Regions from separate parts of the Homo sapiens genome. Here all the other regions are linked to region 1. The links are chromatin contacts, found by Hi-C or POLR2A ChIA-PET in ENCODE. All regions are on one chromosome and are shown on one strand. The core of a region is the stretch at or near the end of the contact, and the rest is flanking DNA. Distances in the headings are between cores, read along the strand shown. Region 1 overlaps GPRC5A (G protein-coupled receptor class C group 5 member A). Region 2 has its middle 31 kb from the start of EMP1. Region 3 overlaps DUSP16 (dual specificity phosphatase 16). Region 4 overlaps LOC107984486 (a long non-coding RNA gene).

Region 1 (2,700 bases), core at 184-2,683:
GGAGCCTGGCTTTTAAGAGTCATGTAATCTTGGGCAAGTTATGTAATTTCTCTGTGCCTCAGTTTCCTCAGCTGTTAAAGGAAGGCATAATAATAGGGTTGTTGTGAGGATTAAATAACACCATATATGGCCAGGAGCAGTGGCTTGTGCCTGTAATCCCAGTACTTTGGGAGGCCGAGGCGGGCAGATCACCTGAGCCTCAGGAGTTGAAGAGCTGCCTGGGCAACATAGCGAGACCCCACCTCTACAAAAAATACAAAAAGTAGCTAGATGTGGTGGTGCGCACCTGTCCCAGCTATTCAGGAGGCTGAGGTAGGAGGATCACCTGAGCCCAGGAAGTCGAAGCTGCCGTGAGCTGTGATTGTGCCATTGCATCACTCCAGCCTGGGCGACAGAGAGACTTTGTCTCAAAAGAAAAAAAAAAAGAAAAAAGAAAGGAAACCATATATGGCTCAGAGGAAACTCTCAAGAGGACTTGGGTCTTTTGACTTGTTATTCCTGGATAGCTCCACGTGCAGGTCGCATATTTATCAAAGAGCCAACAAAGCTACACTTAGCATCTCTCCTTTCAAGCCTGTATTTCTAGGCTCTGACAGTGGTGCCACTCAGTTGCCTAAGCCAGAAATCTGGGAGTTAACCTGGGCTTTTCCATTCCCAAAGCCCTGTCTCTTCTACCTTCATAAAAATCTCCTACCATTTCCTGTTCATCTTTCATGTTTCATCTCCCTGCTTTCTTCCCTAAAGCATTAAACATTAAAAATAATTATTTTAAAACCCCACTAGGTAGAATGGGTCACTGTTTTCCATGTGCCCTCAGCATTCCTAATGTATTCCATAACTTCTTAGTTGTATGTCAGTGTGATTATTATTCATTCCAAGGGCAGTGGCCACAATTTTATATTTATTTATTTAGTTTTTTGTTTTGAGACAGGGTCTCACTCTGTTGCCCAGGCTGGAGTGCAATGGCATGATCATAGTTCACTGCAGCCTCGAGTTCCTGGGCTCAAGCAATCCTCTTGCTTCACCCTCCGAGTAGGGGGATCACAGGTGTGATCCTGGCTAAATTAGCACCCGGCTAATTTTTAATTTCTTTTTGTACAGCGGGGGTCTCACTATGCTGCCCAGGTTGGTCTCAAACTCCTGGGCTCGAGTGGTCCTCCCATCTCTCGGCCTCTCAAAGTACTGGGATTACAGGCGTAAGCTACTGCCCCCGGCCAGGGTTGCTTGTTTTGGAGACTTCTCAGCAAGCCAATGCTTGAATATATGGTGGTTTAAATGGAGAGAGGTTGGGGTCAGGGAGAAAAGCTCTAGAGATGATGACAGTGATTTAGAGGTGAAAAGGAGGATTGAATTATGATTATGACTACTTATAAAGAGCTATTCTTTCTGACCATGTGACACTGGACATGTACCTTCCTCACTCTGTTAGGTTTCTCACCTATAAAATGGGCTGTAGGAATGTTAAATGAGGTAATGGATGTAAAAGCATGTAAATGAGAGAATATGTGTAAAAATACATAACTACTCAGCATAGTGCCTGACTCATAATAGGACTCAGGAGGTGACAGTAGCTGTCATTATTCTTACTCATAATTACATCATGACTGTTATTACTACTGACTGAATGTAGCAATTCGAGAATAGAGAAAAAATGAAAATGCTAGAAAGTCACACATTTTCAGGGCTGGGCTGGCGCGAAGACACATTTTGACAGAATGAGAGAAATCTCATAGGAAGGAAGACAAAGTCAGTTTGTCTTTGCAAGGTTCTGGGCCCCAGATGATTCATTCTCAGATGCTCTGGGAAGGACTGCGTAGAATAAGCATGGGCAAACTTCCAGGCCTAGTCACAAGCAACTCTACACACTTTCCCCATCTCTCTGGTTGCGAAGAGGAGTCTCAGGTTAGAAACCCAAAGCGGGAGACTCATCACATGTTCACGTTTTTCCCTGCACAGTGGTCAGTGCTGTGTGTCAGTCAAGGCCATGTCTAGGGTCAGCGCTGCTCCAGGAGCCTCTGGCTTTGTCCTTCAGGTGGGCAGTCCCTTGCTGTGTCTCTTCTTCAGACCCTTCAACCTTACCTCTAGCCCTGGCTTTTAGTTTGGGTAGGAGTTTGTGGCACATACTCTTTTAATGACAGGAGATGGGGCAAGAATGAGGATGAGGGGGAGAAAGAAAGACATCTGGAAGTTTTGTACATGAAGCTCCCCAGGTGGGTGAACGGTGGAGCTGAACATGAGTTCAGACCACGTAGTTCAGCAGCGTGTCCTGCATTTTATAGATGAGAGGAGGCTTTGAGAGGTCAAGTGACTTACTTGTTCACACAGCCTGGCAGCTGAAACCCCTTCTCCCTAAAGGGGAGGAGGAACAGAGGGCTTGGAGTTGACCCAAGAAATGACTTCGCCCTCCTCTTCCTTTCCTCCCTCTTCCTCTTGTTCTTATTCTTCCCTTCCCTCTCCCTCTTCCCCACTGGTTTTTCTAAACCTTTCTTTTGGGGCCGGGCACAGTGGCTCACGCCTGTAATCCCAGCACTTTGGGAGGCCGAGGCGGGCCTGAGGTCGGGAGGTCGAGACCAGCCTGACCAACATGGAGAAACCCCATCTCTACTAAAAATACAAAATTAGCCGGGTGTGGTGGCACATGCCTGTAATCCCAGCCACTCGGGAGGCTGAGGCAGGAGAATCACTTGAACCTGGGAGATG
Region 2 (2,700 bases), core at 189-2,688, 270 kb after region 1:
AGCTGCGTTCTGGGAGTTGGGCTACTGCTGGCCCTGTCCATGCCCCTCTCTGAGGGCTGTTGGAAGAGGCGCTTTCTTATGTACACAGGTGGAGGAACCCACATTTCCAATCTCCAGCCCCACCTCTGGCCCAGCCCAGCTGCAGACACCCTTCCTTTGGGCTGTGAACTCGACTGCATGGTCAAGCCTAGGGCAGCCTGAAGCCAGTAATGAAAATCCCTGGCATTTCCTCTCATAACCATTTCCAAAGGGCTTTCCCCAAATATGATCTCATTCCATTCTCATGGCACCACGGCATTTTCATCTCCAATTTAGAGATGCCAATCACTAAGCGCCTCTAGAGAGGCCATGCAGTTAATGGTATCTAGGGCTGCTGATTTGAAAACCCGGGCTCTTCCAGCCATCTCACATGGTCTGCATCTGACTGATCTCCTTTGGTGGTGAGAAGGTGGGCTCTGGGGTTTGGGAGATGAGAATGACGAAAAACACCTGTATTAGCCATCCCGCCTGAGTTGCCAAAGGTAGCCACCTCCGTCCGTGGGTCAGGAAGCCATTTCCATTTCTGCTAGAAGGAACTGATGGTGCCTATAGATTGAAAATCTTCCCATGAAAAGAGAAGCAGAGCAGGCAATTGTTATGTGTTTGGTGGTGTTGGTATGTGGGGCATGAAGAGGAAGGAGAAATGTCTAAGACTACATTCACCAATCTTAAGCAAACTTCATTGCTTGAAACACAAGAGGGAAACGGCTGACTTCCTTCGTCTTCACCTTGGATGTGTGAAGGTTCACCCCAGGTGAAGGGCACTGACCAGATGTGTGACCTTGGGCAAGTCACTTCATCCCTTTAGGCTTGAGCTTCCTTTCCTGGAAAACAACGAGACTGAAATAAATGCCTAAGGTCTTACTAACTCGAATAGTCTCTGAGTCCAGGATTCTTAGGAAAATGGAAATCATTAGAGCAGGAAGGGAAGAGTTTCTTCTTGGGGACTTCTGGTTCAAGGCCTGCCTTCCTGAAGGGGCAGTTCAATCATTAATAGGTCTGTGAAAAAGCATCATTTTCTTAGGGATGGAGCATGCCCTTATACTATTTGCAAAACTAGCTAACTAACTAACCAACCAGCTAACTAACCACCTAACTAACCAACTAGCCAATTAACTACCTAACCAACCAGCTAGCTAGCTAACTAACTAACTAACTAACTAACTAACTAACTAACTAACTAACTAACTGAAACTAACACCTGAACAGCAGCCACAGTGTGGGGAAGGAGCAATTGCAAATACCCTTTTCTTCCATTGCAAACAGGGACGGCTCCAGCAGTTGGATGGCAGCCCTGGGTTTCCTGACATAACCTGTAACTGCTTGGTGCTCTTCAGCTTGCAGGGCACAGGCAATTTTGGTTTCATGCGGCCATGCCAAGTGCAGACAGAGGCCCCAGCTGCACTTTCAGTCACGTGACCTGGTGACTCAGGCCCTTTCTGGTTCCTGCTTGTCAGGGTATGGGAAAGGTGAGAAACTACTTTGCAGTGGCTCTTTGGGAGGGTCTAGGGATGAGCAATAGTTTGTTATTATACAGGTTGCCCTGAACCCTTTTTATATGAGCATAATAAAGTTATCTTATAACCCCAGAATTGCCGTTTTCAGTTGATGTCTGCAGAGTTGCTGTGTTCATCTCCTGTCTCCAGGAGTAAGCCAAAGTCATCTGAGGGGAAAAAAACAATCTACATTTCACCACTTCCTTTAATGAAATAGTTTGGTATTTAACCACCTCATCACCAGAAATGTCTTTTATGCTAACCTGAATCCACCCTGCCATGTTTAAGCATAATTCCTCTTACTTTGGTAGACAGAGTGGAAAATTTGTTCCACAATGGCAGGAATGTCTACATAACCTTAAGAGAAGATGCTAATTCCAACTTTATTTTCTCTTCTCTGCCTATCTGTAGCCTCTGTTCTTTCAAACTAGGTTTCAAATTTACCTCTTTTAGGAATCTTTCACTGTTGAACCCCTCCTTTCTACAGAAGAGACCAGAACACACAGGCTCAGAGTTTATTTTCTAATGCGTTTGTTCTTATTGATGTGCTATTTTGAAAACGCTTTTGAGTCTATTTCAGGGCACAGTGCTCTGTATTTGCAGGTGGGATGGATTCTCTTTAATGCAACTGTGGTGTTGTGAAAAGCGCTGTGGCCTCGGAGTCAGGAATCCTGGATATGTCACTTACCAGCCGTTACTTGAGGCAGGTTCCTCAATCTCGGAGAGGTTCAGATTATTCCTCTGGAAATCAGAAAATGAGGCTCTAACTCCTGGAGTCACTGTGAAGATAAATGAAGGAATGTATATGAAAGTGCTGAGGATAATGGCTTGCATTTAACAGGTTGGCCCATTGACACTCACTCACATACTCTGAGGGACCAAAACTTCTATTTCTATTGTTTTTCTCCATAAGGCCTCACTACACTGCTCTGTCCACAGCATAAGCTTAATGAGTGCCACAAACTGACTATCTATTTGGTACCTAAGAACAAGCAAGCTGGAAAGGGCTTAGGGCCACTTTACGGTCTGGGTGAAGTCTTGAGAAGTCCAGGATGCGGGTCCCCCTTCCAAGTAGGTCACAGGAGATGGCTCAGTGTGTGTCTCTGAGCCAGGGAACCGGATAAGAGGCAGGATCCATGAAATAGGAATCTAGGGGTAACAGAGG
Region 3 (2,700 bases), core at 57-2,556, 390 kb before region 1:
TCTCTTTAAAGGCAATTTCACATGACACCAATAACAAAGTTTACAGATGAACTGGTTGAAATGTAAATATGGTCACTGGTTTGTTCATGACCACCATTTACAAGTTGGTAGTAGACCTTGGCTGTCAGGTCACCCCCCACAGAACAACTTTCAGAGGAGATGCAATTCTGCAATAATCATAAACTGAGCCATCAGCCAGGCTGTTCGAGGTCCAGTTCTATCGTTAATTGGTACAGTGATCCTAGATCACTTTGATTTCAGTGGACCTCAAAAGTAAGTGTGGCTCTAGAAAGTTCTAAGACAGAGAACAGAAAGGAGAGAAAGAAACCATTGTTCAGCTTCAAAACAAAAGAGCCAAACAAAACAACACTACACTGTAAAACACATTATAAAACAAAAAGAAGCCTCTTTTTCACAAATCTTTCTCAACTGATATCTAGAACAAACTCAAACAAATATTTAAAAATATTTAACAGATTTAGCTGCAATCAGAACATTCATTTAGTGCTCAGTTTGGCTTGAAATGTCCCAGACTGGCTCCCAGTCACTTCCAGAAAACCCTACCTCAGCCAGAGCACATTTTCACTGATCTTTATCTATGACAATGTTCCACTCTGCTGACATCCTCCTTCATTGACAGTTTTTTCCATTCACTGACCTTTCATTCACTGCTGCACTCTAGTGACTCCAGTTTCGTTTCATTAATTAACAACAGATGAGACACTGCCTGATTTCCCTTGGACCTCTAAAAACTAACTGTGGCCTCACCAGCAACTCAGTTTTGAAACATGCTTAAAATGTCCCTCTTCCTTTCGTAAGTTCTCTTACAAACAAGATCCACTTCAGAAGAAAAGTTCATTTATGCAAACGTTCTGCTCCAAATGGCTAACGGAGACAAAGAATCAAGCGTCCTCTTATCTGCCCTTATCATAACTTTGTTGTCCCAGGGACTCCAAGCTAGATTCCATTACAAGACATAACATCAGTCCGTTATCCGCTATTTACTGTGAAAAGCAGTACCGAAAAACTGATAAGCTTCTTGAAAAAATTTGCGCCTATTTTTTAAAGTTGTCTGAAGACTTGGCTCACTGTCCAATCTTGCCAAGTTTCTCCTATTCCTAATTTTATGCTGTTTATCATCTGGGAATGCAGAAAACAAAGTCATAGTAACCCACATGTGTTTCCCTAACATGGACCTGAACCTAAGAATGACTGTGCCCCCTACTCTGGAAGTATCTGTGCTAAGAGGAAGGAAGACAAATACACAGCTATTTCCAGCCTGCTGAGAAACAGGGATGGGCAGTCCCTGCAGGCAGAGAAGCGTCTTGGCCTCTACAGCTGTGGATGCACAGGCAGCCAGACCGCAATGCTAAAACCCATGTTTCTGTTAGTCTTCCATAAATCCAACCAAAAGAATGCATGTTTACAAATAAAAACATAGATACTACTTCCGACACAGAAAACATCTGGTACAGCTTCTAAGGCATTCCTCATTTAGATAACACCTTCTCCTAATTCAGCCATGAAAACGTCTTCCCTTAAGATCACCTCCTTCACAATTCCAATTATAAATATGATTTTCTGTAAAAGCAAACGTGAACCACCATTCCATTTTGGGGGGGAAAAATCTGCCAAGTAAAATAAAATACATATAACAACTCTACTAAACAATTCCAATTAGTCACTCTTTTCTCTTCCCTCTCACCCATGCAATCAGTTATATATCACAGTATTTTCTTTAAATGAAAGTATATTTACATAATAAACAAAAGTAGCACTTTACTGTGGCTTACTGATATTCTTAAAATGTTTTTAAGGCCAAAGTTCTAAAAATAGATCCCTCTCCTTTTAGCAGTTCCATGACTTTAAAGATGGTTTCCTGCAGGGAGAGACAGAGGGCCTTTCCACTCATGCCTTCATTTAAATAGGGAGCAAGTCACTAGGGATTTATCAACTGGCAGAGCCGCCTTCAAGGAAGGCAGAATCAAAGAGAACTGCCCTCCCACCCTATATTGTGAATGGATTCCATGGTTATACAAAGAAATAATATTGATATAAAGCTCTACTTTATGGAAGACATTTTCCTAAAAAGTCATATGCAAATTTAACTTTTGTATTTTAAATCATCTGCATATAGTTCATATGGTTTCACAGTTTTTGAACTATGCGGTTAAATTCTTGTTGTTGTTGTTTTTTGGAGATGGAGTTTCACTCTTGTTGCCCAGGCTGGAGTGCAATGGTGCGATCTCCGCTCACCGCAACCTCCACCTCCCGGGTTCAAGCAATTCTCCTGCCTCAGCCTCCCGAGTAGCTGGGATCACAGGCATGCGCCATCATGCCCGGCTAATTTTGTATTGTTAGTAAACACGGGGTTTCTCCATGTTGGTCAGGCTGGTCTCGAACTCCCAACCTCAGGTGATCAGCCCGCCTTGGCCTCCCAAAGCGCTGGGATTACAGGCGTGAGCCACCGTGCCCAGCCATTAAATTCTTTTGTAGTTCTCAAGTAGTTTAATTCTTTTGTAAAACAAAACTCCCTTTTTGTAACATAAACACAATCCTTTCATTTGCTTATTTTAGAATATATGTGAAAAACTAGAGTACACCTTCACCTGTAGAGGACAGTTCTCTCTTCTCTCCATACTGGAAAGAAAATCTGTTGCTTTACCATCACACAAAGGAGACAACTCTAACATTAAAAAT
Region 4 (2,700 bases), core at 98-2,597, 320 kb before region 1:
TCAGGCTGGTCTCGAACTCCCGACCTCAGGTGATCTGTCTGCCTTGGCCTCCCAAAGTGCTGGGATTACAGGCATGAGCCACCACGTCTGGTGAGCATTAAAAATTTTGTTATAAATTTCAGCATTAAAAAATGTGTTAATGGTTGATCCTAATTTTCTAGTGGGTAGGAGGTTAGCTTTAGTACCTGATTGAAAGAAAACAGCTTGAAAAACAGGAGAGGCTAGCACTAAATTGTTTTATGACTTTGGGCAGGAGACTCAAGAGAAGGAAAATAGAGAGCCCAACAGGTATTGAGCATCTATTATTGCCAAGCACTGTGTTTGCATATATTATTTCCCTGAGTTTTTACAACATTTCCTGTGGGTCGCCATTGTTACACTTTAAAGATGAGGAAATCAAGGCTCTGAGATGTTAACAGACTCTCCCACAATCGCACAGCTAAAGGGTAACAGCACTGGGATTAGAGTCCAGTACTGCCTAACTCCAAAGCCCATGCATATGCTTTCCACCACCCTCAGCTGCTCTTGCCTTGTTTCCTCATCTACAAAACAAGGGAGTTCAGTCAGATAATCTCTGATGCCCCTCAAGTTCTACCTGCATGGCCTTTGTGGTTGGGAGGAGAAAGGGGAATCAGGGCAGGGTCTCCGGCACTGTGCTGAGTGGTCTTCTTCTGAGTGGGAAAGCAATGAAACCACGTGTCTTACTGGTGCTGTACTGACTCCCTGTCCTGTGAAAGAAGGCTGCTGCTGCTGGCAACACTGCAAATGACGATGGGACTCCCAGGCCCACAGCCCTCAAAAGGAAGTGAGTCTTCTCATTCTCCTTTGCAGGGCCACTTTTTATAAATTTACATTTCCAAAACCAAATCCATCAACATTTACTGTTGAGAATTTTATTGTGCCCAACACTGAGTTAAATGGTATTGCAAGGCTCTATATACAATAGCAAGGAAGTATAAGATGTGGTCTGTATTCTCAGGAACTTACAACTAGCTGGGAGAACACAACACACAAAGCAATTTTTGAAGGACACTGTATAATGCAGGACTGAATTGTGTAGTCCAGATGATATGTACTACAGGAGTGCAGAGAAATGGGCGTTCAGTGGGGGCTACAGCACCCGTGAGAACTGGAGCAGAGACAACGTTATTCACCTTGCATTCTTGACTAGTCTTTCTTGGCCTTTTCTGTAATTGTGAAACCCTGGTATGACTCTTTGACATAGTTCAAACATTCTCTGCTTTGCAGGCTGCAGTGATGTCCTTCATATCACGTCATCTTAGTGCCACTTCATCTTTATTGGCATGTGTGGGAGGAACAAAACCCCAGTGGTATGCAAACACCGTCATGGGGACTTGCTTCAAGCCATGGGAAGTTTCACGCAAAGCCAGTTTCTCAGTAGGGCAAATGTTGTGTAAAAGTACAAGAAGTTTGAGAAACTAGTTAAAGGCAAAGCCTGTCACAGCAAGAATGAGATTTGAATGGGGACACTTTCCTGTCTGTGTCAGGGATGGTCTGATGGTCTACTCCCAGCCCCTCACCTTCGGAGCCCCTGTGCTTAAGTACTTCGCTGACAACATGGCCCAGAGGCGAAAGGACCTTGTCCAATGCAGCAGGAACTTCTTATTCCCAAACCCTCTGCCCACCCTCATAGGCCAGTCTTTTGATAAGAGGCTGTAGACCTGAAAAATTATTCTAGAATGTTGGATCTAATAGATTTAATAGTCACTATATATTTACTGCATGTTCTGAAACAAGGCTGGATTGAGGACTGTTTTCATTTGAGCTGAAGACACAAAATGAATATACAGGAAACAGCAGCTAAGTGTACCTGACAGATTAATGGCATCAAGTGCTAAGCCAAGGGTAATTGGTTCAGAAAAATGAGACACTGATAAGTACAGAAGTAATGAGGGAAAGTGTCACCAAGCCAACGTTTAGGAGAGACCTTAAAAAATGGAAAGAATCTGGATTGGCAGGAAAGAGAAATTATGACATTCTAGAAATGATATAGTACCTACTATTTCATGTGATGAATTATAAATTATAATAGGAAACCATTATCAAAGGCAAGAAAAGTGAAAGATATATTCATGGAAAACCAAAGCAGTCAGCCTGTCTGGAGGAAGGGTGGCATAAGAATGTACATAGCAAAAATTAATGGGAAGTTAAGATCATCTGAATAAGATGAATTCATCAACATACTTAGGCTGGGCACGGTGGCTCATGCCTATAATCCCAGCACTTTGGGAGGCTGAAGTGGGTGGATCGCTTGAGCCCAAAAATTCAAGACTAGCCTGAGAAACACAGTGAGACCCTTTCTCTACAAAAATACAAAACAATTTAGCGGGGTGTGAAGGTGTGCGCCTATAGTCCCAGGGAGTATAGTACTTGGGAGGCTGAGGTGGAAGGACAGCTTGATCCTGGGAGGTCGAGGCTGCAAGTGAGCTATGATCACTGCACACCAGTGTCGGTGACAGAGTGAGACACTGTCTCACACAAACAAACTTACCAAACATATATCAAGTGCTGATTACACTAGGTCTCTTGCTGCATAATTATAATAGTTTACACCTATTAAAGCTTACAATGTGCCTTGCACTGTGTTAAAGTGCTTTACATATATTATCTCATTTAATTGTCACGACAGACCTATGAGGTATATGTTACCTCATAGGTAATGTATCCATTTTACAGATG

Evidence for each region. Hi-C counts contacts between places; a loop is a spot of excess contacts on that map. ChIA-PET counts read pairs that join two places held with the same protein, here RNA polymerase II (POLR2A). Pooled maps may share reads with other maps.
Region 2: a loop to region 1 is called in a pooled map, with 4 times the contacts of the local background. The contact joins two enhancer-like sites. A Hi-C loop is called at or near these places in 6 of 50 pooled maps. POLR2A ChIA-PET finds 5 or more read pairs at or near these places in 3 of 52 experiments (MCF 10A, PC-3 and Panc1).
Region 3: a pooled map shows a loop between it and region 1 (4-fold over the local background). The contact joins two enhancer-like sites. A Hi-C loop is called at or near these places in 3 of 50 pooled maps.
Region 4: a pooled map shows a loop between it and region 1 (8-fold over the local background). The contact joins two enhancer-like sites. A Hi-C loop is called at or near these places in 4 of 50 pooled maps. POLR2A ChIA-PET finds 5 or more read pairs at or near these places in 3 of 52 experiments (H1, OCI-LY7 and activated T-cell).

Annotation. Positions count from the first base shown.
Region 1 is chr12:12,898,123-12,900,822 of GRCh38, forward strand. All of the region lies in intron 1 of GPRC5A (G protein-coupled receptor class C group 5 member A), which reads left to right. Among named protein-coding and RNA genes, the nearest start is that of GPRC5A, 7.9 kb to the left of the region's middle. Within about 2 kb of position 1,434, at least 12 of the 41 ENCODE cell types and tissues checked have a DNase peak (open chromatin) inside an H3K27ac peak, as active enhancers do; they include PC-3, where a contact is called at or near this core.
Region 2 is chr12:13,164,238-13,166,937 of GRCh38, forward strand. No RefSeq gene overlaps it. Among named protein-coding and RNA genes, the nearest start is that of EMP1, 31 kb to the right of the region's middle. RefSeq lists enhancers at 1,009-2,208, 1,338-1,632. Within about 2 kb of position 1,439, at least 15 of the 41 ENCODE cell types and tissues checked have a DNase peak (open chromatin) inside an H3K27ac peak, as active enhancers do; they include PC-3, where a contact is called at or near this core.
Region 3 is chr12:12,505,430-12,508,129 of GRCh38, forward strand. The region is part of intron 3 of DUSP16 (dual specificity phosphatase 16); the gene reads right to left. Among named protein-coding and RNA genes, the nearest start is that of DUSP16, 56 kb to the right of the region's middle. Within about 2 kb of position 1,307, at least 13 of the 41 ENCODE cell types and tissues checked have a DNase peak (open chromatin) inside an H3K27ac peak, as active enhancers do.
Region 4 is chr12:12,581,805-12,584,504 of GRCh38, forward strand. All of the region lies in intron 1 of LOC107984486 (a long non-coding RNA gene), which reads right to left. Among named protein-coding and RNA genes, the nearest start is that of DUSP16, 20 kb to the left of the region's middle. RefSeq lists an enhancer at 1,639-1,698. Within about 2 kb of position 1,348, at least 8 of the 41 ENCODE cell types and tissues checked have a DNase peak (open chromatin) inside an H3K27ac peak, as active enhancers do.